Linked DNA regions of Mus musculus: all the other regions are linked to region 1. Evidence: chromatin loops called from intact Hi-C (ENCODE). Cell type or tissue: left cerebral cortex. All regions are shown on one strand. Links, peaks and the distances in the headings refer to the core of each region. The heading gives the core; the rest is flanking DNA.

The links. A loop is a pair of places that touch in the nucleus more often than their neighbours do. Peaks named below come from ENCODE experiments on the same cell type or tissue, not always from the same donor. Only the 100,000 strongest peaks of a DNase experiment are listed, where the experiment ranks them.
Region 2: a loop joins it to region 1, with 10 times the contacts of the local background. A loop is called at or near these places in 11 of 42 quality-filtered maps.
Region 3: it touches region 1 in a loop (4-fold over the local background); 4 of 42 quality-filtered maps call a loop at or near these places.

The regions. Positions count from the first base shown.
Region 1 is chr3:73,062,593-73,070,550 of GRCm38, reverse strand. Gm20754 (predicted gene, 20754) reads right to left here and starts at 4,200. Exons shown (of 5, transcript NR_040557.1): 1 at 3,969-4,200. In left cerebral cortex, for the core only: a CTCF peak has its summit at 4,276 (motif pointing left); a DNase peak (open chromatin) is centred at 4,237; H3K4me3 peaks cover 1,708 bases; H3K27ac peaks cover 864 bases.
Region 2 is chr3:73,397,686-73,405,643 of GRCm38, reverse strand. The region is part of intron 2 of Gm20754 (predicted gene, 20754); the gene reads right to left. All of the region lies in intron 2 of 4930509J09Rik (RIKEN cDNA 4930509J09 gene), which reads left to right. Among named protein-coding and RNA genes, the nearest start is that of 4930509J09Rik, 80 kb to the left of the region's middle. In left cerebral cortex, for the core only: a CTCF peak has its summit at 4,039; a DNase peak (open chromatin) is centred at 4,054.
Region 3 is chr3:74,916,929-74,924,886 of GRCm38, reverse strand. No RefSeq gene overlaps it. Among named protein-coding and RNA genes, the nearest start is that of Zbbx, 220 kb to the left of the region's middle. In left cerebral cortex, for the core only: a CTCF peak has its summit at 3,416; DNase peaks (open chromatin) are centred at 3,538 and 4,272.

The DNA.
Region 1 (7,958 bases), core at 1,650-6,649:
GGACTACAGTGTCAGAGCCAGGAGCAGGGAAACTATCACCGCTCGTGTGCTTGCTTTGTTTATTTTTGTTTTGTGCACTTTTCAATATCAAACAAGATCTCAATTGTGTTAGAGAACACCATACTTCTTCCGAATGCTAGTTTATAGAAAAATAATATGATCTTCTGAAACAGACTTCTAATCAGTAACCCCCAGAGCTGTGTCTCTAGTTGCATATGTAGCAGAGGATGGCCTAGTTGGCCATCAATGGATGGAGAGGCCCTTGGTCTTGCAAAGATCATATGGCCCAGTACAGGGGAACTTCAGGGCCAGGAAACTGGAGTGGGTGGTTTGGGGAGCAGGGCAGGGGGAGGGTATAGGGGGCTTTGGGGATAGCATTTGAAATGTAAATGAAGAAAATATCTAATAAAAATAAAATAAAATAATCAAAGAATCTTTTCAATGTGATTATATTATACAAATAAAAAAGTGTGTATTGTTTTACTCCAAGCACTGTGCAGAAAGCATACAATATACATACAATGCATCGCCTTTCTCCCCAAATGAATACCCAGCACAATGCAGCTTTCCTTGTGTATTAGTCTCCAAGCCATGCTGTGCCCAGGGCTGAGTGAGAGTCAGGTGTGTGACTCAAGCAAGCTCGAATGTCTTCCTACCTCACCTCGAGCAGCTAAGGATAAGGCGTGAATGGCAGGTCCAGCAAGATGGAAACCTGAGTCATTGTGGAAATTTGTCATATTGACACTGATGGAAGAAAAAGCCTGACTCTACGCAGATTAGCTCAGAGTGAGACCGAAATTCTTTACTTGATTTGATTGGCATTTATAAAAGTCCACTGGCACTCAGGTCTTAAACTTAGAAATTCCACTCCTGTGCATTTTTAGATGAGTCAGGGAAAGTAAGTTAAGACATATAAATCATCTTTGTAGAGAGAAATTCTCTCTTGTGTAATGGGGCCATCTCCAGGTGCATATATATATATATATATATATATATATATATATATATATATATATATGGTTGTTGTCTCAGCATTGATGGGTATTAGGCATTTCTACATAGCATATGATATGCATTCATTTCTCATTGTTAAAGTATTCCCATGTGTAAATTGCACTTACTCCTTATTTAGTATCATCATCTCAAGTAATATAACCTATATTTATATTAACAAAACTATTACCTAGTTTTCTCATACTTATGACTGTGTCCATACAAAACACAGATATCATTAATACGAAGCAGAAGAAAAGGAAATGCCTCTTGAGAACAGGGGCTGTTATCACAGTCATGAAGTTCAACCTCCCAGAATACCATGGAAGCAGCGAGCTAAAGGTCTCTCCACTGATCACTTTATAACAGAGGAGTTAGACGGAAGAGTAGAGCGTTCATTCTACTCAAAGTCATTGGCGGGCCAATATATTGAAGTGTTCTCATACGTAGGGACGTACATTTTGGGATACAAAGTCTTCCTGCAGTTCTCCACTTGCTTCTCTGCCTTTATCTCATATCAAACTATGGCTTTAGTAGATATATGGGGATGAACTGGTAAATTATCCCCGAATCATCGCAGTTTGTGATTATCCTCACAACATTTTAAAAACTGAGGGTTAAACTAGTAAAAACAAATAAAGTGTAAATGGAATAAAATTCCAAGTCCGTTGTGGCAATTCCAGGAACCTGTTTGGAACCACTTGAATCATGACTTGGTTTTAATAAAACAATAACTCCAAGATATTGAAGTTGGATGTTGGAGGACATATTTCATGTGCGAGCATCAAGAATACAGAGTAATTTAAATCCATTTGTTTCATAACTTGAACAACAACATGAAGTAACCAATACCCCCAGAGCTCGTGTCTCTAGCTGCATATGTAGCAGAAGATGGCCTAGTCGGCCATCACTGGGAAGAGAGGCCCCTTGGTATTGCAAACTTTATATGCCCCAGTACGGGAAAAGCCAGGGCCAAGAAGTGGGAGTGGGTGGGTAGGAGAGCAGGGCAGAGGGAGGGTATAGGGGAATTTTGGGATAAAATTTAAAATGTATATAAAGAAAATGTCTAATAAAAAAATAAATCAATTCTTTGACTCAGTAAAAAAAAAAGAAAGAAAGAAAAGAATACAGAGTAATGAAAGAGTTCTTATGGTATCTCCATTTCAACATTGATGCTTTACTTTTTTCTCTCATTGGTAGAGATAAACTTTTACAAACAATTTCCAACCCATGAGTAAATCCATTCAAAAACAATAAAACTCCTTCGAAAGTATGTCTTGGTATGATGAAGAGAAGCCTATAATTGCCTGAACCTTCCTTCCAGTTCTTACTGCTTGCTATGCAGCACATTAAGCCATTGTAAGGCTACTGAATATTTATGTTTACTGTAGTGGGAGTAAATGAATGAGCAAACTGTGCAGAAGCTTGTGACATTCACTCCACCACCTAGTTCCAGGTCACCACTGGCCTGAAAGAGAAGTACTCAACATCATGTGAATGCCTGCATGAATTGTTTTTCTGGCATTTCACAACTCCCCAAGAGTGTTTCCCACAGATTTTTTGACAGGAAGACTACTTATCAGAAATCTTTACTAGTTTCCCCAGCCCAGGTATCTTACTGTACTCCAATTTTATACACCTCAGGTTTGTCCACTTTGTATTAGCATTTGGTTTTTGTTTGGATTTTACTGTGCACTCCTATTCTTGAACATGCCCAACTTAGCGACTTCACTGGCAACCCTTTGAGGGCAGGGTCTCAAAAGTCTCTAACTTGTCAGAGCATCTTAGGCATTCTTGTGTGTGTTATATCTCTAAGATCAAAGGGTGATGATGTTTGTTGTTTCTTTGTTTTTAATGGCAGAGTGGGAAATTCAGTTGCTACTCCATGGGTAAGCTTCTCAAGGAATTTGTAGGAGGGTAAGTGTGCTCTGACTCAAAGTTAGAGTAACGATAATAAGTAATTCCAGCCTCACTTGTTAACACGTATTTCTGAACCTTTGCGTGTTTCACTTTTCTGGTTTGTTTGTCACGTAAACTCACAGTCATAACTCTCCTGTTAAAACTACCAGGAACATCACATACAACCCTGGATGGAAAGCATCCATATTTATAAGACTATGCACCTTGTGCCAATTTAGTCACCTCATACAATAATTTGCATTCGGACCATAAAAGCAATCTTTTCTCAGAATGTTAAAGCACAGAAAACTAAAGGCAGAGCTGGATGAAACACGGGCAATTTAAAGTACAACAGCAAAACAAGTATATCCTTGTCATTTCCAATTAACTTACAATCAATGTTTGACGGGCTTTCTAAGTTATCTAGGCATAAATAAGGTGAGAAGTCACAAATGTCCAGCCATGTGCAGAGACTGTGCAATGTCATCTTTGCATTTGGAACCCATATGTTAGTTTGCATACAAAACAGAACACATCTCAGAGAACATTACACCATACAAAATGTACATGCATGTATACATTTAGTCCTGGTGTTTTCACAGGTACACAGTGCCCCTTTTGGAGTGCAGCTATGAAAACATTGAGGATTTACAGGTGTGGCTACGTTCACACCTGTACATAGAACTATTTCAATGTTCGATCCATAATAGTGAAACATTCCTTTCTATTGTCTCTTAAAAGTAGTACCTGGACAAAAACTACAGCAAAACAATTTGAGTTTCTTTCTTTTTCTAAAAAGGAAATATTTAGTAAAATATTTTAGCATCATTATTATGTGTAACTTAGGCTATAATTTACGTCTTATTTTCCTCAATAGACACTTTTTTTGTAAAGCTTCCATTGTATCACTCTTTAGAAAAAAAAAAAAAAAAGAAAGAAAGAAAGAAAAGAAAGAAACAATGTGATCCCCGACAAGCTCCCATTATCTTAGTCACAATGAAATGAATATCTACATATAGGCACAATTCAGGACACAGAACAGTTGACACACAAAGGATCATCAGACCAGTTCATACCCAGAAGAGTTCCAGTGAGTAGTTTCTGTTGCACATATCAGCTCCTCTGCCCATGATCAGCGCTGCTTTGAAATACCTCAAAGCAATCTACACTCCGAACGCCGCATGCTTAAGTTCTTTATATTTTCAGAAATGGAAAGGCTTGTACGCTGAGTGATGACTTGCTGCGGTGGTCCGCCACAGACTTCCGAAACCCACCTCTGAGCTGAACCGGCTTAAGCCCAAATGCTCTGAGCTTCATTCTCAGCGGCGGGCAACTGGCCACTCTCTGGGCTGAGAATGCACTCTAGCTCGCCATCTGGAGGCTGCTCCACGAAACTACAGCGAATTTTTAACAGCTATGGGTGGAACAAGAAATGTCAGCAAATTCTTTGTTAAATAGGCAGCATACTGCTTTATTTACACACTTCGCTGATAAGAAACAGAAAAAAAAAGCAGAAAGACATAAAAGGAGGATAAAAGAGATGGAGGGAAGGAGAGAGGAAGAGGCGGAGAGAGGGTGAGAGAGAGGGAGGGAGCAAGGGACTGGGGAAGGAAGAGGGAAAAAGGAAGAGAGAGGGAGCTAGAAAAAGAAAGAAGGGAGGGGGAGAGAGGATGAAAAGGATGAGCGAGAGGATGGAGAGAGAGGAGAGAAAGAGGAGAGAGACAGGAGAGAGAGGAGAGAGAGAGAAGAAGAGATCGTCAGAAACGTTCATAGAGGGTATCATTCAGATCCCTGTGAATTTCTATAAAATTTATTGCTTTCATGTTTTACAATAAAATAAAAATACAATTATTTCATACATGCATAAATTCCACAAGAGTTCAATTTAATTTTCCACTTCTTGGCGATCCATCTCAAAGTAAAATAATCATCACACAGGCTGCTACCAGAAATTTCCACATCTTTGATACTTAACTCAAAGACAGCTTTGCAAAACAGAAATCTGGTGCCTTCACAGAGAACAGAAGCAGGTTAAAATGGGCTGTTACTTTAAAACAGTCACAGACCTTACCAGTAGAAATGTAACATAGTAACCAGATGAGTATGGTAACAAGATAGAAGCGGTTTCCCCTAGTTCCTGTGACCAGGGGTAATAAGATTTCCAAATTCCAACAGTGGTGTCTTCAATTATCTCCAGTGTCCCTTTAAAGGCTCTTCCAGTAAAGAATATCAAGTTTTAAGCACTGTTATGTAAATCAAATATTTAGAAGTTTTTCCACTGTAATGTCTAGTAGAAATCTGATTACTGCATATTTCTCTATTGCCTGCAGAGTGGATCAGTCATTCTTTGAGGATCCTATCAGGTAGATTCCACCATAGATCAAAATTTAGGAGTACTTTTTTTCCTTTACATTTTTGCATTGAAGCTACTTAACAAGAAATTTGTCTATAGAGATAGTGTATTTTTCTTGAAAATTATGAATCATCGTTAACTTCTGTACTCCGCAAGGCTCTTTTGGGAAATAGAAATTCTTAATTACCACAATTTAAGGCAGGAATTAAAAATGTACATCAGAATAAAGGTAGAAATTGCTTAATTGGTCTTTCAACTGAGTTGTTTATTTCATATTATGATTGAATGTTTTTTCCTAACATATTTAATTAAAATACTTTTTAATTTTATATGAGTATGTTTAAAACCATAACTTTTGGTGAGCTTGCGATGGCTTTAGAAAATACTTGTTGTGGTAAGATCTAAACATCTGTTGTCTGCTCTCTATACCCTTCACACATAAACTATTAAGAATGAGAATTTCTTAGCTAATTATATCCTAAATTACATGACTTCTATGCTGTACAGTCTAGTGATGTGTGGAAACTCTTAGACAGCCGAGATAATCAGAGTTTCAGCATAACACTGTAAGCAGAACCTTTTGGAAATTTGTAACTAGCAAAGAAACAGTAGACAAACAAATATATTTAATATTTATCAAAATATCTTATCTAAACATTTAATAGAAGCATGTAGATAAATTTAGAGAAAACATTTTCTTTAATGTTTGATGCTTCTATGGTCAGTGTTTATGCAAACATTTCTGCAAATTTGATGAGTAATTCTGTTAAAATAATAACTTATATATTCTTTGTGTAAAGAGAACCTTAAAAAGATACGTTTACTTCTGAATCACATAGCCAAAGACATTTAGTCTGTCTTTGTCTGCAACAGAACCTGGAAAGACAGAGTGTGAGGTGTTGTTTCTTTCAGAAGAGGTGGCTGTGGGCTAAAAAGAAGTTCTGCTATACAAGCAGCAGGAGGTATGGGTCCCTCCATGCATACTCTTTTGTCGGAGGTTTAGTCCATGGGAGCTGGGGGGGGGGGGGGGCTCTGGTTGGTTGATATTGTTGTTCTTTATGGGGTTGCAAATGCCTTCAGCTCCTTCAGTCTTTCACCTATCTCCTCCTGGACTTGTCAGGCATCAATGGGAGGGGAGGCCCTTGGAGCTGTGAAGGATCATTCCCCAGTATAGGGCAGGTAAGGCTGGAGTGGGTGGGTGGGGAAGCATCCTCATAGAAGCAGGGGGGCAGTAAAGGGTAGGGGACTTGTGAAGGGGAAACTGAAAAAGGGGATAACATTTGAAATGCAAATAAATAAAATAACCAATAAAAATAAAAAGCAAAAGGAGTTCTTATGGATACCTCTGGTCCTTCAAGAAGAGAAGAAAGCTTTTACTATACTCAGATCAGGGAACATAAAGTGAGAAAATATAAATCTCTAAATTGATATTTAGACAAGACAAAGTTATTTCTTTTCTTCTTTTAAAATATTTTGATATTTCGATCAACTCTACTCCCATTCTTTCTCCTTCAATTCTTCTCCTACAATCCCAACTATTTTTCCCTCCCAAACTTATGCCTGCCCTTTCTGAGTTTGGGTAAGTACATGGGTATTCTTTCAAAGACTGAATCCTGGAAAAAAATGCAACAAAGCAGACATTAACTATAAATAGCCCATTATTTAGGGGTGGGACTCCATAATTTACAATGTCAATTTTAAAGAAAGTATAAGGGCCAAAGGGACATATAATGAGGCCAAAAGAACTGATTACTAAATGTCCATCTTTATTAACAAACTAGGATAAGGGTCTGCATTAGATTTATGGTGTCATATAACAAACTACCAAAAGAAAATCTTACTGTGTTAGGCGAAATATATTTATCATATCTCAATTTCCCTATACCAGATAGTGTCCCGATTTACCTCAGATGTTCTCTGTTCTCAGAGTCCTACAAGGTCTAGTCTGGGTGTCAGATATACTGTGCTCTTACCTAGAGGGTTGACTAAGGAATAGTTGATTTGGAGGTTCCAAAAAACTGTCACAAAATTCATTTCCTTGGGGCTTTAGAACTCTTGCTGGCTTGTTTCTTCAAGGCCACCAAGAAAACATATTCCCTTGAGGAAGAAGACAAATACAATCTGCGAATATATGCCCCATTAAACCAGATCTGAAAGGGAAAAAAAAGCAATCCAAAATAAAACTTTCAGGGTCTTTAATTATATGTACAAAAACCTTTCACACTGGTTATATTTTATTGAGTAGAAAAGGGTAGATTCTGCAGAAAAGATGAAGATAATCCTGTGAGGAGTCAGTCAAGAATGTGTTAAAAACAGTATCTACACAAAGACTCACATGGTTCCTTGCTATTATTTAAGAGCTAAGTAGAACAGTCTGGGGAAAGTTGGAGTGTAGTCTTAACTACATGCTACACGTTAATAATATTTTCTTTCCGTAAGACTATTTAAAATACTTGTTAAATTGTTGTCTTTTTAACAGCTCTGCATAAGTATTGGTTCACAACACTTTGTCTGTGTTTTAGTAAAATAGCCAAAAGTTACTAGAATTAACATTTCATTAAATATGTAATAGAAAATGCTTACACAAGGGAAGTTCATTTCAACCTATTATATTGCTGAACATTGGATTAAAGATGGGGATGTATCTATTAAAGGGATATTATAGATGCATACTATATCAGTGAGGAAACTGAGTGTAACAAGAGCCCAGAGA
Region 2 (7,958 bases), core at 1,183-6,182, 340 kb before region 1:
TCTTTGACCAGGAAACCAAACAAATACAATGGAAAAAAAAAAAAAAAACTTCAACAAATGGTGCTGGTGCTGGTCTAAGTGGTTGTTGATATGTAGAAAGATGAAAATAGACACATATTTGTCACCTTACAGAAAGCTTAAGTCCATGTAGGGCAAGGACCTTAACATAAAACCAGACACACTGAATCTAATAGAAGAGAAAGTGGGAATGAGCCTTGAACTTATTGTCACATGGGGAAATTTTCTAGACAGAACTCCAGTGGTAAACACTCTAAGATCAAAACTTGAAAAATGGGACCTCATGAAACTGGAAAGCTTCTGTAAGGCAAAAGACATAGCCAATAAGACAAATATGCAACCTACAGATTGGGAAAAATTCTTCACTAATTCCACATCCTATAAAGGGCCAATATCCAAATTTTGTAAAGAACTCAAGACGCTAACCACCAAGAAACCAAACAACCCAAACAAAAATTGGGGTATAGAACTAAATCGAGAATTCATAACAGAGGAATCTCAAATGGCTGAGAAGCACCTAAAAGACAGCATTTTCAACAAATGGTGCTGGCACAACTGGTGGTTATCATGGGATTTGATCCATTCCTATCTCCTTTTCTAAGGTCAAATCTAATTGGATTTAGGAACTCCACATAAAACCAGAGACACTGAAACTTATAGAGGAGAAAGTAGGGAAAAGCCTCGAAGATGGGTACAGGGAAAAAATTCCTGAATAGAACAGCAATGGCTTGTGCTGTAAGATCGAGAATCAATAAATGGGACCTCATAAAATTGCAAAGCTTCTGCAAAGCAAAAGACACCGTCAATAAGACAAAAAGGCCACCAACAGATTGGGAAAGGATCTTTACCTATCCCAAATCAGATAGGGGACTAATATCCAATATACATAAAGAATTCAAGAAGGTGGACTCCAGAAAATCAAATAACCCCATTAAAAAATGGGGCTCAGAGGTGAACAAAGAATTCTCACCTGAGGAATACCGAATGACTGAGAAGCACCTGAAAAAATGTTCAACATCTTTAATCATCAGGGAAATGCAAATCAAAACAAACCTGAGATTCCACTTCACACCAGTCAGAATGGCTAAGATCGAAAATTCAGGTGACAGCAGATGCTGGCGAGGATGTGGAGAAAGAGGAACACTCCTCCATTGTTGGTGGGATTGCAAGCTTGTACAACCACTCTGGAAATCAGTCTGGCGGTTCCTCAGAAAATTGGACATAGTACTACTGGAGGATCCGGCAATACCTCTCCTCGGCATATATCCAGAAGATATTCCAACTGGTAATAAGGACACACGCTCCACTATGTTCATAGCAGCCTTATTTATAATAGCCAGAAGCTGGAAAGAACCCAGATGTCCCTCAACAGAGGAATGGATACAGAAAATGTGGTACATTTACATAATGGAATACTACTCAGCTATTAAAAAATGATTTTATGAAATTCCTAGGCAAATGGATGGACCTGGAGGGCATCATCCTGAGTGAGGTAACCCAATCAAAAAGGAACTCACACAATATGTACTCACAGATAAGTGGATATTAGCCCAGAAACTTAGGATACCCAAGATAAAAGATACAATTTGCTAAAGGCATGAAATTCAAGAAGAATGAAGACCAAAGTGTGGACACTTTGCCCCTTCTTAGAAATGGGAACAAAACACCCATGGAAGGAGTTACAGAGACAAAATTTGGAGCTGTGAGGAAAGGATGGACCATCTAGTGCTTGCCATATGCAGGGATCCATCCCATAATCAGCTTCCAAATGCTTACACCATTGCATACACTAGCAATATTTTGCTGAAAGGACCCAGATATAGCTGTCTCTTGTGAGACTATGCCGTGGTCTAGCAAACACAGAAGTGGATGATCACAGTCAGCTATTGGATGGGTCACACGGCCCCCAATGGAGGAGCTAGAGAAATTACCCAAGGAGCTAAAGGGAACTGCTCCTTATAGGTGGAACAACAATATGAACTAACCAGTACCCAGGAGCTCTTGTCTCTAGCTGCATATGTATCAAAAGATGGCCTAGTAGGCCATCACTGCAAAGAGAGACCCATTGGACTTGCAAACTTTATATGCCCTAGTACAGGGGAACGCCAGGGCCAAAAAGGGGGAGTGGGTGGGTAGGGGATTGGGGGTGGGGTGGGTATGGGGGACTTTTGGGATAGCATTGAAAATGTAAAGGAGGAAAATACCTAATTAAAAAAAAAGATATGAAAAAAATAAAATAAATTAAAAAGAAAAAAAAGAAAAAAAAAGAATGAGGATATCCTAAGTTTTGCAGGCAAATGGATGTAACTAGAAAATATCATCCTATGTGAGGAACTCAGAACCAAAAAGACATGCATGTTATGTACTTACTAGTTAGTGGACATGACAACACCCCACCTTACCCCCGCAAAAAAGGGAAAAAAAAGTACAGAATACTCAAGATACAGTCCACAGAATTCATAAAGATTAACAAGCTGAAGGACCCAAGTGAGGATACCTCAATCCCACTTGGGAGCGAGAAGAAAGCAATCACAAGTGCAGATGGAGGGAGGGACCTGGGAGGGAAAGGGGATGGGGATGGTAGTGGGGAAGAGAGGAACATGATCTGCTACTGAGTGGAAAAAAAAATGACTGAAGCCCTGAGGGCCAGCAGAATGAATGGAAACAGTCAACCTCAGGAGGTAGGAGATTGGGATGAACCTCTAGAATGTACCAGAAACCTGGGAGATGGGAGATTCCCAAGACTTTAAGTATCTTATATTTATGTGTTTCGAACATATATGTATTCCCTTAATAGTAGCCTAATGTTGTCATGGGAGTTCTGTATTCATTTTTATTCCTTCCTCATAACCATACTAGTAGTTAATCTTCAAGCTTACAGATCTTTCCCACAGCTCATCTTTTCTGTCAGCGACGACCTCTGTCACACTTTTTTTTAAATTTGGCTTAATTTAATTTTCATTTTGCATTCATTTGACTTTTAAAATTACTTTATTTTTTTGATAAAGTGCTGAATTGTTTAATCTGTATTTTCTAATAGATTATTGGGTTTGCTTAAATAAATATTTTACATTCTTTTCTTAAAACAATACCTGTAAACTTTATAGTTCCATGCTTATTTTGTCCATGGTCATTAGTTATTGAAATTTCTTGATGCTTGCTATAAATCTTTAGTTACTTTTGGGTAACTGTACCAAAATGCCTTCAAAAAAGCAACTTAAAAGGAATAAGTCTCTTGATTTGTTTAGATTCAGGAGGATCAGTCCATTGTCTCTTGACACATGGTCTTGGTAGTAAGAGCATGAAACAAAGGACAGTTAGCCACTCAATGGCAGCTTATAATCAGAGAGTAATAGTTTATATGAGGCCAGTCAGGAAGCAAAGAGAAAGAAATACAGGGAGGAGCTGCAGCAAGATACAGTGTCCAGTAACACATACACACCAGTGACCTACATCCTCCTATCAGTCCTTATTCCTTCTTCTAGTTTGCTATCTATTTCCATGATAAACACCATGACCAAAAGCAACTTAAGGGAGAAGAGTCCTTATCTCTGCTCATACTTTCTGGTTAAAATCTGTCTTTCAGGGAAGTCATGATAGGAATTCAAGCAAAAAATGAAATATGAAGAATTATGCTTACTGGCTCAATTGCTCTCTGGCTAATACTCAGTGAACTTCGTTATCCAGTCATTGCTTAATATTAGAGATCTCAGAGAGGAATACATCAATTTTGTTAGATCTGTCAATATTCCTCAATTCTTAAGCGTTTTAGATGGAAGCTATACATAATGTCACAAACGTTTCATGTTATAGCCATCAAAGCATGTGAATGTGATGGTGTCTCTGTGTAAAGGTTTTGTTAGTGATTCAGAACTTTCAAATATCACTTTCTGTCCTTTCTTTCAGAAATTCTAACAAAGCTTCTTGTTCCTAGCCTTGTGACCACGGCTGGAGTTTTAGTGTGAGATGACTTTCATGGAGATTTCTCAGAAGCCTTGGCTTAATGTGTTGTCACTGTTTCATCAACAGAGGGTGCCCCAAGTCCAGGTTTATTCCAGATCTGTTAGTATGTTATTCAGGATGGGCAAGGGTAGCTTCAAAGGGGTAGAGCCTGCCTCCCACAGACCTTTGCCTTCGGTCAGAGCAAGCATCTCCACGGTCACGAGCAGTGAGCAGATGCTGAGTGCCTGTTCAACACTTGGAAAGATTAGCCCTGGGCTCTCCTGTAATGAATTTTGTCTATTTCCTTCTCCAAAGAAAACTATGAGTGATTTAATCTATGATGTTAGTAAAGTATGAGCAAGTGATAGCATTGGCATTCCGATAGCTACCAGAGCCAAAGTGCCAAATCACACCAGGCTCACCACCCAGTGGGAGCAATATATCCCAGGAATGGGATCAACGGGACAATCCTGTTCTGTGAGACAACTGCTGCCAATCTAACATAAAAGAAAAACAGAATCTCACTCCATCCAGTCACTGATTCTGGTTGCTAGGTCTATAGGCACCATTCTTTGGTATTGCCCCGGGAAAGTGACTTTTAGTGTTCGTTGGGTTTTATAATATATTAACCTATCACTGATGTACAGGTTACAGTCCTATTACTAAATCTGTTATAGTCCACCCCCAGAGGATACAATCATTCTCAACACTGCTGCTTGTTCTAGAGTGGTGAGGGTTGTAGCCCCTTAGTTTCAACTCTATTGTAAGTATAGATCATGGGTTCTGCCAGGTTTTGGTATCTGTAATGAATATACTTAAAGAAAGACTTGTCAGAGGAGAAAAATTCTTCTGGACTGTGCAAGGTTAAGGGGTTTGCTTTTCATTGCTAGGGCTACTTGAAGACATTGCTTTATAAGGGAAATTAATAAATAAGAGGTCAATTTTGATTAAAGAGCTGTAGTAGATGATTTAGTCTTATCTTCCAAAAAATAAATACCTCCTAGAGCAAGCAATTTTTTTTTTAACTTTGCTGGTTCAGTACTTTTTACCAGAGGGATAAGAAAATATGGCTAATCTGTTTTACAAGGTGATCAGAAATAACTTTCATTTTAAGGCTCAAATTTATGTCTTTTTATAAGATTCATGAGATGAAGTACAAACATATCAGACTTAAAAGTATATTAAGTATTGAAAATTTCTCCAAAGTGTTTTGATACCAATAATGGATGATGAAATTTAATTCTTAATAATTTACAATGGATATTTCTAATACAAGGATGCATTATTTTTTTCAGACTAATTAGGCAAATGTCAGTTTTATCTTATAGTCATGTTACATGTAAGAGTTTTGCCTGTATGTTTTTATTTTTAAATGTGCTGCAATAAATATATTAAGAATATCTTTGAAAAACATATATTCCAATTTAATATATTTTCTGCAATTTAATATAATAAAATAATTACATTTTAACATAATTTAATATAATTCTACTTTATATAACTATATATAAATTATATATATATATATATATATATATATATATATATAACTATATATATATTCTATTTAATACAAATGGTTTAACATTGATTTTGGAAATTCCTCTAATTTTTATAGATGTATTAAGTTTTAATTTAGCCTGAAAATAATGGGTTTCAATATAGGCATTTCTACAAATGCTTATTCATTATTATTACAAATCCCCTTATGTGTCTCACTCTTTCATTACAGTCCTTCATCCCTTCATCCTTTTTGGGTCCTAACTCTACCTTTATGTCTGTCTTTTTATTTCTGCCTCCTCTTCTTGTATTAAGAGCTCAAAATTTGTCATGGTTATTTTTTGTTTGTTTGTTTGTTTGTGTCAAGAAATACTCTCCTTAGTTACATAAATATACACACATACACACATACACATACACACATAAATTGGAGCACATGTGAAGTATATGCTTCACATGTGCTCCAATACTCAAGCATATGGGGGAGGAAAGAGAATACAGCAGGAAAGATTTAAGGCTAAGAGCTAAGTAAAAAACAAAATATTCAAGCTTTGCCTTTCTGAGTCTGGGTCATTTCACTTAACATAATGATTCTCACATTCTTAAATTTTCTTCTGCAAATCTCATGATTTCATTTTCCCTTACTACTTAATAAAATTCCATTGTGTACATGTAACACAGTTTTTAAAAGTCTAGTATTCAGTTCACAGTACTGAAACTCATTCTAATCTTTTGCTATTGTAAATAGAGCAACCTTAAATATGGGTATGCAAGTGTCTGTACAGTAAAGCTTTGTGTACTTTCTCAGGAGTGATAGAGTGGGTCAACTAGTAGATTTATTTTTAGCTTTAAGAGAAAATTCCACACAGGATTTAATGGTTTCACTAGTTTATATTTCCACCAGCAACTAAAATCCTGTTCAGTTCTTTCTTAACAACACTTGTTTTTTATCCTTTCTTGGTGTTTATCATTTCCCCCAGGGGGAGATGCCATCAGAAATTAGCCTTAATTTGAAATTTCCTGCCTAATAATGATAGGTTGAATAAGTTTTCAAATATTTTTTAACTACTTGTGTTTCATCAAGAACTATTTTAAATAAATAAATAAATAATAGATAAATAGATACATAAATAGATACATAGATAAAATAGACTTAAAATAGATAAATAGATAATAGATAAATAGATAATGGATAAATAGATAAATGGATAAATAAATTGAAATAATGAGTCACTTATTGCGTGACTTATTTGTTTTGATGTTAAGGTTTTGTAGTTCTTTATATAGTCAGATGTTATTCTCCAGACTGTTATATAGTTGTTAAAGATTTTTTTTCATGAGGCAGGAGAGATGGCTCAGTAGTTAAGAGCATCCACTGTTCTTTCAGAGGTCTTGAGTTCAATTCCCAGCAACTGAATTGTGGCTAACAATTATCTGTAATAGGATCTCATGCTCTCTACTGGTGTATCTAAAAACAGCTACAGTGTATTCAAGCTCCATGGAGCAGACCGATTGGGGCACCAGCCCAAGTACAAAACTTTTGACCCAAAATTGGTCCACAGCAACTGTTATAAAGGAAAACATTTACATGGGGGCAGGTTTATAGATTCAGAAGTTTATTCCACTATCAGCATGGTGGAGAGCATGGTGTCACATGGACAGACATGGTGCTAGAGTTGCTTAGAAATCTACATTTTGGGGCTGGTGAGATGGCTCAGTGGGTAAGAGCACCCGACTGCTCTTCCAAAGGTCCGGAGTTCAAATCCCAGCAACCACATGGTGGCTCACAACCATCCGTAACGAGATCTGACGCCCTCTTCTGGTGTGTCTGAAGACAGCTACAGTGTACTTATATATAATAAATAAATAAATCTTTAAAAAAAAAAAAAAGAAATCTACATTTTGAACCAACAGGCAGTAGGAAGTAAAAAAAAAACATTGGGCCAGGTTTGAGTATTTGGAACCCTAAATGCTAACCTCAGTGAAAAAATTTCAAAAAAGCCACACCACCTAATTCTCATCAAGTAGTGCCAGTCCCTAATGAGCAAGCATTTAAATATATGGAGGCTATTCCTACTCAAACCATCAGAGTGAGAGATAAGAATTTATTTTAATCCAGTTTTTACAGTATTATTTGTTCAAACAGCTGTATGTTAAGACATTCTATTCTATCTCCTGGATATGCACACTTGTTTTATTGCACTGTCTTTGTCACTATGGCTCTGAAGATTAATGATTGTAGTATTATTGTCTCCAAAATTCCACTTTCTCTTTAAGATTTTTGTTTATTTCTTCATTTTGGTGAAGAAGAGTCTTAATGATTCCATAGTAATTCTAGGATTACTGTAGACTATATTGGGTAGTATAATAATTCCATAGTATCAATTATGCCTCCTCCGTGAACATGGAAGAACTGAGTTGTAGTGAGATCTTATTTTTAAATAGAAAAGATATTGGGTTTTTTGTTTGTTGGTTGACTGGTTTTTGTTTTTGTTTTG
Region 3 (7,958 bases), core at 1,183-6,182, 1.9 Mb before region 1:
TAGCCCTGGCGTTCCCCTGTACTGGGGTATAAAGTTTGCAAGTCCAATGGGCCTCTCTTTGCAGTGATGGCCGACTAGGCCATCTTTTGATACATATGCAGCTAGAGACAAGAGCTCCGGGGTACTGGGTAGTTCATATTGTTGTTCCACCTATAGGGTTGCAGTTCCCTTTAGCTCCTTGGGTACTTTCTCTAGCTCCTCCATTGGGGGCCGTGTGACCCATCCAATAGCTGACTGTGATCATCCACTTCTGTGTTTGCTAGGCCCCAGCATAGTCTCACAAGAGAGAGCTATATCTGGGTACTTTCAGCAAAATCTTGCTAGTGTATGCAATGGTGTCAGCATTTGGAAGCTGATTATGGGATGGATCCCTGCATATGGCAATCACTAGATGGTCCATCCTTTCATCACAGCTCCAAATTTTGTCTCTGTAACTCCTTCCATGGGTGTTTTGTTCCCATTTCTAAGAAAGGTAAAGTGTCCACACTGTGGTCTTCGTTCTTCTTGAATTTCATGCGTTTGGCAAGTTGTATCTTATATCTTGGCTATCCTAAGTTATATGTACTAATGTGTTAATGCTAATATCCACTTATCAGTGATTACATATTGTGCGAGTTCCTTTGTGATTGGGTTACCTCACTCAGGATGATGCCCTCCAGGTCCATCCATTTGCCTAGGAATTTCATAAATTCATTCTTTTTAAATAGCTGAGTAGTATTCCATTTTGTAAATGTACCACATTTTCTGTATCCGTTCCTCTGTTGAGGGGCATCTGGGTTCTTTCCAGCTTCTGGCTATTATAAACAAGGCTGCTATGAACATAGTGGAGTATGTGTCCTTCTTACCGGTTGTGACATTTTCTGGATATATGCCCAGGAGAGGTATTGCGGGATTCTCTGGTAGTACTATGTCCAATTTTCTGAGGAACTGCCAGACTGATTTCCAGAGCGGTTGTACAAGCTTGCAATCCCACCAACAATGGAGGAGTGTTCCCCTTTCTCCACATCCTCGTCAGCATCTGCTGTCACCTGAGTTTTTGATCTTAGCCATTCTAACTGGAGTGAAGTGGAATCTCAGGGTTGTTTTGATTTGCATTTCCCTGATGATTAGGGATGTTGAACATTTTTTCAGGTGTTTCTCTGCCTTTCGGTATTCCTCAGGTGAGAATTATTTGTTCAGCTCTGAGCCCCATTTTTTAATGGGGTTATTTAATTTTCTGGAATCCAACTTCTTGAGTTTTTATATATATTGGATATTAGTCCCCTATCCGATTTGGGATAGGTAAAGATTCTTTCCCAATCTGTTGGTGGCCTTTTTGTCTTATTGACGGTGTCTTTTGCTTTGCAGAAGCTTTGCAATTTTATGAGGTCCCATTTATTGATTCTTGATCTTACAGCACAAGCCATTGCTGTTCTATTCAGGAATTTTTCCCCTGTACCCATATCTTCAAGGTTTTCCCCCACTTTCTCCTCTATAAGTTTCAGTGTCTCTGGTTTTATGTGGAGTTCTTTGATCCACTTAGATTTGACCTTAGTCCAAGGAGATAGGAATGGAACAATTCGCATTCTTCTACATTATAACCACCAGTTGTGCCAGCACCATTTGTTGAAAATGCTGTCTTTTTTCCACTGGATGGTTTTAGCTCCCTTGTCAAAGATCAAGTGACCATAGGTGTGTGGATTCATCTCTGGGTCTTCAATTCTGTTCCATTGGTCTACTTGTCTGTCACTATACCAGTACCATGCAGTTTTTATCACAATTGCTCTGTAGTACAGTTTTAGGTCCGGCATGGTGATTCCACCAGAGGTTCTTTTATCCTTGAGAAGTGTTTTTGCTATCCTCGGTTTTTTGTTATTCCAGATGAATCTGCCGATTGCCCTTTCTAATTCGTTGCAGAATTGAGTTGGAATTTTGATGGGGATTGCATTGAATCTGTAGATTGCTTTTGGCAAGATAGCCATTTTTACAATGTTGATCCTGCCAATCCATGAGCATGGCAGATCTTTCCATCTTCTGAGATCTTCTTTAATTTCTTTCTTTAGAGACTTGAAGTTCTTATCATACAGATCTTTCACTTCCTTAGTTAGAGTCACGCCAAGATATTTTATATTATTTGTGACTATTGAGAATGGTGTTGTTTCCCTAATTTCATTCTCAGCCTGTTTATCCTTTGTGTACAGAAAGGCCATTGACTTGTTTGAGTTAATTTTATATCCAGCTACTTCACTGAAGCTGTTTATCAGGCTTAGGATTTTTTCTAATAAGAGAGGGGAAAATGTATGATAGATGAGAGGCCACATATTTGATGTTCAGACTCCAACTAGAGAATCTGACCTAAGTTTGAACTCAGGTAAACTAGCATGCCATTACCTAGCATTAGTTTATAAGTTACCAGCCAACAAAATCCAAACCTAACTTCAGTCTCTAGGCTTATTGCCAATAAGACCTGAATCTCCAGGTTATTCCCACAACAAACCTACACCCTCAGGTTACAAGCCTGCCCCCCTGCCTAAAGACCACCAATGCAGAGAGAAGCAGAAATTAAGTTTATGATATGACTCCAAGCACCAGCCAATTATGTTAAAGGCCATAATAACTTCCTAATTAGATGCTCGCACACTCACCCCACCCCCACTTACTATCCTCACTATACTTACCATACTGCTTACTATAAAGTCTTGCTTTTATAGATAATGAGGACTCCCTACCACCAAAACCATCCTGCATGACAACAGTACTCTCGGGGGCCAAACTAGCTTGAATAAAAGTGCTGTAGTGTGATTGCATCAGATATGCCTCTGTCTGTTTTGGGGGATTCAAACCTTCCCTGGCACTACACTACAACATCAGACAAAGATCTCTTTTCTTTCTTGTCTACATTTGTAGTCAGAGAGTTGATTGACATTTGTTCAAATTAAAATGAACTGGTTCATTTATAGTTTACTAAATAGAAAGTTCACAAAATCTAGAGTTAGAAACCTGAGTTGGCTATTTTTCTTTCAATAGCAAAGATAAAGTACAAAAGAATATATTTAAAAATAGACAGTCATTTGTAAGGATAAAAGGCAAAGTGCATACTGGAACATTTCCTTTCAAATGGAGGCTATGAAAACAAATGGTTGCTTATAATCGACTGTTCCTGACCCTTTACTAGTGCAAATCATTGTTAGGAAAGTTACTCTTTTTTTTGGAATTATGACTAACTATGCTTGAAAAATTACACTTGAGTTATATTTTTCATGAAGCAATTTATAGGTGTACTATAGTAGGCTCTCTGAGACTTTTAGGGTACATATAAAAGATTCTGTGGTGTAAAAATATTTCCAACACATTTTTAAAGCTAGGTTTTTGAGTATATAAACATATTTTTACCAAATAAAGGAAGAAAGTTTTTTTTCCCATTCAATTTTTCTTCATTCTATTCTGTAGATGTCACTGTAGCATAAGGAAAAGAAAAGAAATTTTCTGTCATGTGGGAAATATATGACTTCTACATGCAAATGAAAGAAAGTGGTGATTGCATTTATATGCCAGCGTTGTCATATCAACAATACGGTTTCCAGGCAACCAGCAGAATAAATTATATTATAGATTTATTTGCTTAGACTCACAAAATGGACCAAATGGAAGATACTTTTTTTCTCCCTATGATTATGTGGTAATTAAAAAAAGTCATTATACAGAAATTATGCATTAAATTCACATTACTAAGAAGAGTTCGAAATGAATCATGTGAATATAATCAATGCCAAAGACTTAATGAAGATTTGCTACTTACAAGAAAGCATTGTTGTTTTATGTTTATATATTTGCAATAATTGGTTTCCAGGGTCTATACAGATGATTTGCATTGAGTTGTTCTAATTTTACTCTTCACAGAAGCTAACATATGCAGCTCTCACTGCTGTGCCCTTTAAACACTCTTCAGAATGACCTCTTGGCAGAACTGTGGCACTCATTCTATTATACATAGTGGTGAGAATCTGCTACTTATGCAAATGACTTGTGCCTGTTCTTAAAACGACTTCCCCAAAGTTACTAAACATATTAGAAAATGAAGCATTGATTTTTTTTTTCATGCATTTGCCCTCGGGATGTATGAAACTTGTTAGACATTCACAGTCCATATTCCCCAAACACCCTGTGTAGCTTAAACATTTTCATTGCTATTTTTGAAGTGCTGCTTCTATCTCTCCTTGGGAAAAAGGCTGACCCGAATGCAGCAGGGACTGTAGTCCCCACCCCTTTCTGTTTGTTAGAGCCTTCTCTATAGTTTTGATTTCCACAGATTTCTGGTAATATATGATATGTCAAACTTTTCAATTTTGGCCAAAGAAGCAAAACTGCTAGAAGTCCCGGGGAATGATATTTTGTATCCATCTACTACAGTTGCATCTGCCAGTGAAGAAAATTATCACTGCTCACACAAAGCACCTATTTTCTCCTACTTTGAAAAGCATGCCCTTTCTTCTCATGTGCTGCATTTCTTCTGAAATTACTTCTTTGTGAAATTTATAGTTTGCACATAGACAAAGAATAAGGAAAGTGTACTTACTTTAAGTAATTACTATATAAATATAGCATTTAACCGCATTTTCCTATTTGAGATATTTCATAAGATATGGCTCTGATTTTCAGATCTATCCTGATAAGTCATTTTCTATTACCAAGATGAACATACCTCCTCCGTTATTCTCAGCATCTGGTATGCCTCCATAGGCTATTCAAAGTCATCAATGAAAAGGAAAATTATTATTTATCAAGTGATGCTGTGTAGATCTATTATTTCTTTGAAATAAAAATAAAAGTACAGCAACTAAAACCTCTAGGACACACTAAAAGCAGTCTCAAATGAGAAAATTATAGCTGTAAATGTCTACACACAACTAAAATGTTTGTAAAAACAACCGCAATCCAGACTAAAATCCACTAGATGGGAAGAAATTATCCTAATTGGAGCAGAAATTAGTAAAAATGGAAGCAAAGAAAATTTCACAAAAGAAAAATTATCAGTGAAACTAGTAGCTGGTTATTTGAGAGCAAGATTGAGATGGACTTAGTTCAGTTAACCAAAACAAAAAGAGAAAACCTAAGTAAACACAATCAGATATAGATGGATACACAGTATAATAGACATCAAAAATATTCATAACATTACAATTGAATACTTTAAAATCTATGATCCAGTAATTTAATAAATCTCAAAGTAAAAAGAGTCACTTTAATTTAAGTCAAGTAGAGATTTAAAAATTATACAGACACATAGGAAACAGGGAGATTAAAATAATGGCACAAATGCTTTACAAGAAAAGTACCCCTTTAGGAGTGGATTTAAGTCTCATTCTGTGAGAAGGAACCCATAAGTCACATTTCTAAGTTGACCAAGCATCTTAGACTAGAAAGGTCATGGGGGATGATGGAAAATGCACTACTGCACTTCTGTTATTCTGCTGAAAAACATAGCAAAATATATATCTTTTAATGGCATTTCACTCAATCAGTAGATTGTGCAGCCTTCATCAAAGATCCTTCTTGAAGTAGATTGGAATTAACACAAAAACCCACATGTGGACAATATATGGACAGTTTGGTATACTCATCTCCATATGGAATGCTTACATCACACAGCTCACCTCATGCTCAAGGATTTATGTGGAAGAGGAGGAAGAAAAACAAAATACAAAAAAGGTAAAACCCAAATGAAGTGGATGCCTCCAAGTAAATAGCATTTTACAAAGACAACAGTGCTAATGGACATATTTACTTACTAAGACTGACAGACTGCACAGGACTGGTAATAATTCTAACCAGACAAAGTAGCAGCACTGAAAAGTAAAAGTCTATACAAAATCTCATCTCATACTCAAAGCTTCTTGTAATTGATAGCCACTTGTAAAGAAAAAAACCAGCATTTTCTAGAAAAGTGATACTGGATAGCAACCACATTCCAGGCCATATCCAGTGCCTTGGTGTAGTCAACCAACAACAAAAACAAAATATGATTCTATCTTCAATGACATTTCGTTTTGTTTTGCCATGTTTTGGTATTATTTGCCTTATTGGCTTTTTTGTTTTGTTTTAATATTTTGCGAGTTTTTGAGAGAACTAGCACAATAAGTACATGGTGGAAAGAATCATACACAAATTATTGGAGGTGTAGTTACGATAAAAATATATTGCAGAAAAATTTTCTCCTAGAGAAAAGCCTAAGTAACATAAAAATTCAACACTAGGCACTAGAAGCCCTCTTTTGAATTGGTGGTCAGAGCTGTAAAGAGTGAGAGAATTAGTTGTCTCCAGGGAAAAACACACCCATTATTTGTCCCGTACCAAATGGTCAGCCATTAAAACATACAACCAAGTAAAATTTTACAAAGTGAGAATGTTATATTTTGAAATATACATATGTAACAACAATTATTGAAAGAGGGAGGTCATGAATTTGTAAAAGAACAAAAGGGTATGTAGGAAAGTTTGGAAGGAAGAAAAGAAAAAATGGAATAATAATATTATATTCTCAAGTCAAATAAAATAATTTAACGAGAAGCAAAACATGAAACAAAAGTCACACTTCCAACATTTTTAAATGCAGAAACAACTTAAGAAATGCCATTAAAATTAGTAATAAGATAGGGTTGGTCTCTGTCTCTACTCCTTTTTGATATAGTAGTTTAAGCACTAGCTAGAGCAAAATAAGAAAACTAAATTAGCAATATTAGAAAACTAAATTTAAGTAAGAAACATCAGAGTGTTCCTATCTGCAGATCATGTTTCAGTGAACACAAACATTCGACCATGAAACTTCTAGAAATTATCAATACTTTCAGAAAAGTTTTATTACACAAAATCAATTGACAAAGATCAGTGGCTTTTCTCAATCCCAATAACAAGCATGCTGAAAAAGAGATCAGGGAAATACTTTCATTCACAATATCTCCCTCTAAAGAAAATGTAAGACTAAACATAAATACAAAAGACTTCTACAGTGAAAATGTTAGGTCTGTGAAGAGTTTCATGAAGGAAGTAGCAAATGGAATGGCTTACTATACTCACAGATTATATGATTAATATTGTAAAAATGATCATCCTACCATAAGTAATTAACAAATTCAATGCAATTTTAAATAAAATATTCATAATACGTACAGAAAAATAAACCATTCTAAAATTCATATTTTAGATGTATTGCAGAGTTATAGCAATATATAATTACATTGGTACCAAATAGAAACAAAAGGCAATAGAACAAATAGAATTCCCAAGCATGAGTGCACAAAACTAGAGCAATCTCATATTTGACAAAAATTTCAAAATAAAAAAAAAACACATTGGAGGAAGAACACCATCTTCAATAAGCTTGGGTAACTGCATGTACACATGTAGAAAAATGAAATTAGACACATATATATCACTGCATGCAAATCAATTTCTGATCGATCAGTGAAACTCAATAGAAGGATGAAACTATGAAATGTCTAGATGAAAATATAGCCTGTACTTTCCAAAGTATAGATTTAGTAAAAAATTTTCTGAATACTTTATTTGCTCACAAGTAAATGCCAACATTAACAGATGACAACCACATAAATCTGAATATTTTCTGTACAGCATTAGCAACAATCAGTGGAGTCAAGAGATAACTCAGAGTTGGAAAGAATCTTTGCCAGATATGTCTGTGGTGGTCTGAATGACAATAGTCATCATAGGCTAATAGGCAGTAGCACTACTGGAAGGTGTGGCCTTGTTGGAGGAAGTGTGTCACACGGTGTGGGTTTTGAGTTTTTGGATGTTTAGCCAGGCCCAGTGTCACTCTTTTACCCCTGCTGCCTGAAGATCCAGAGGAAGAACTCTCAACTACCTCCCCAGCATCATGCTTGCTTGCAACTCACCATACTCCCCAACATGATGATAATCGAATAAAACGTCTGAACTTTAAGTCAGTACCAATTAAAAGTTTT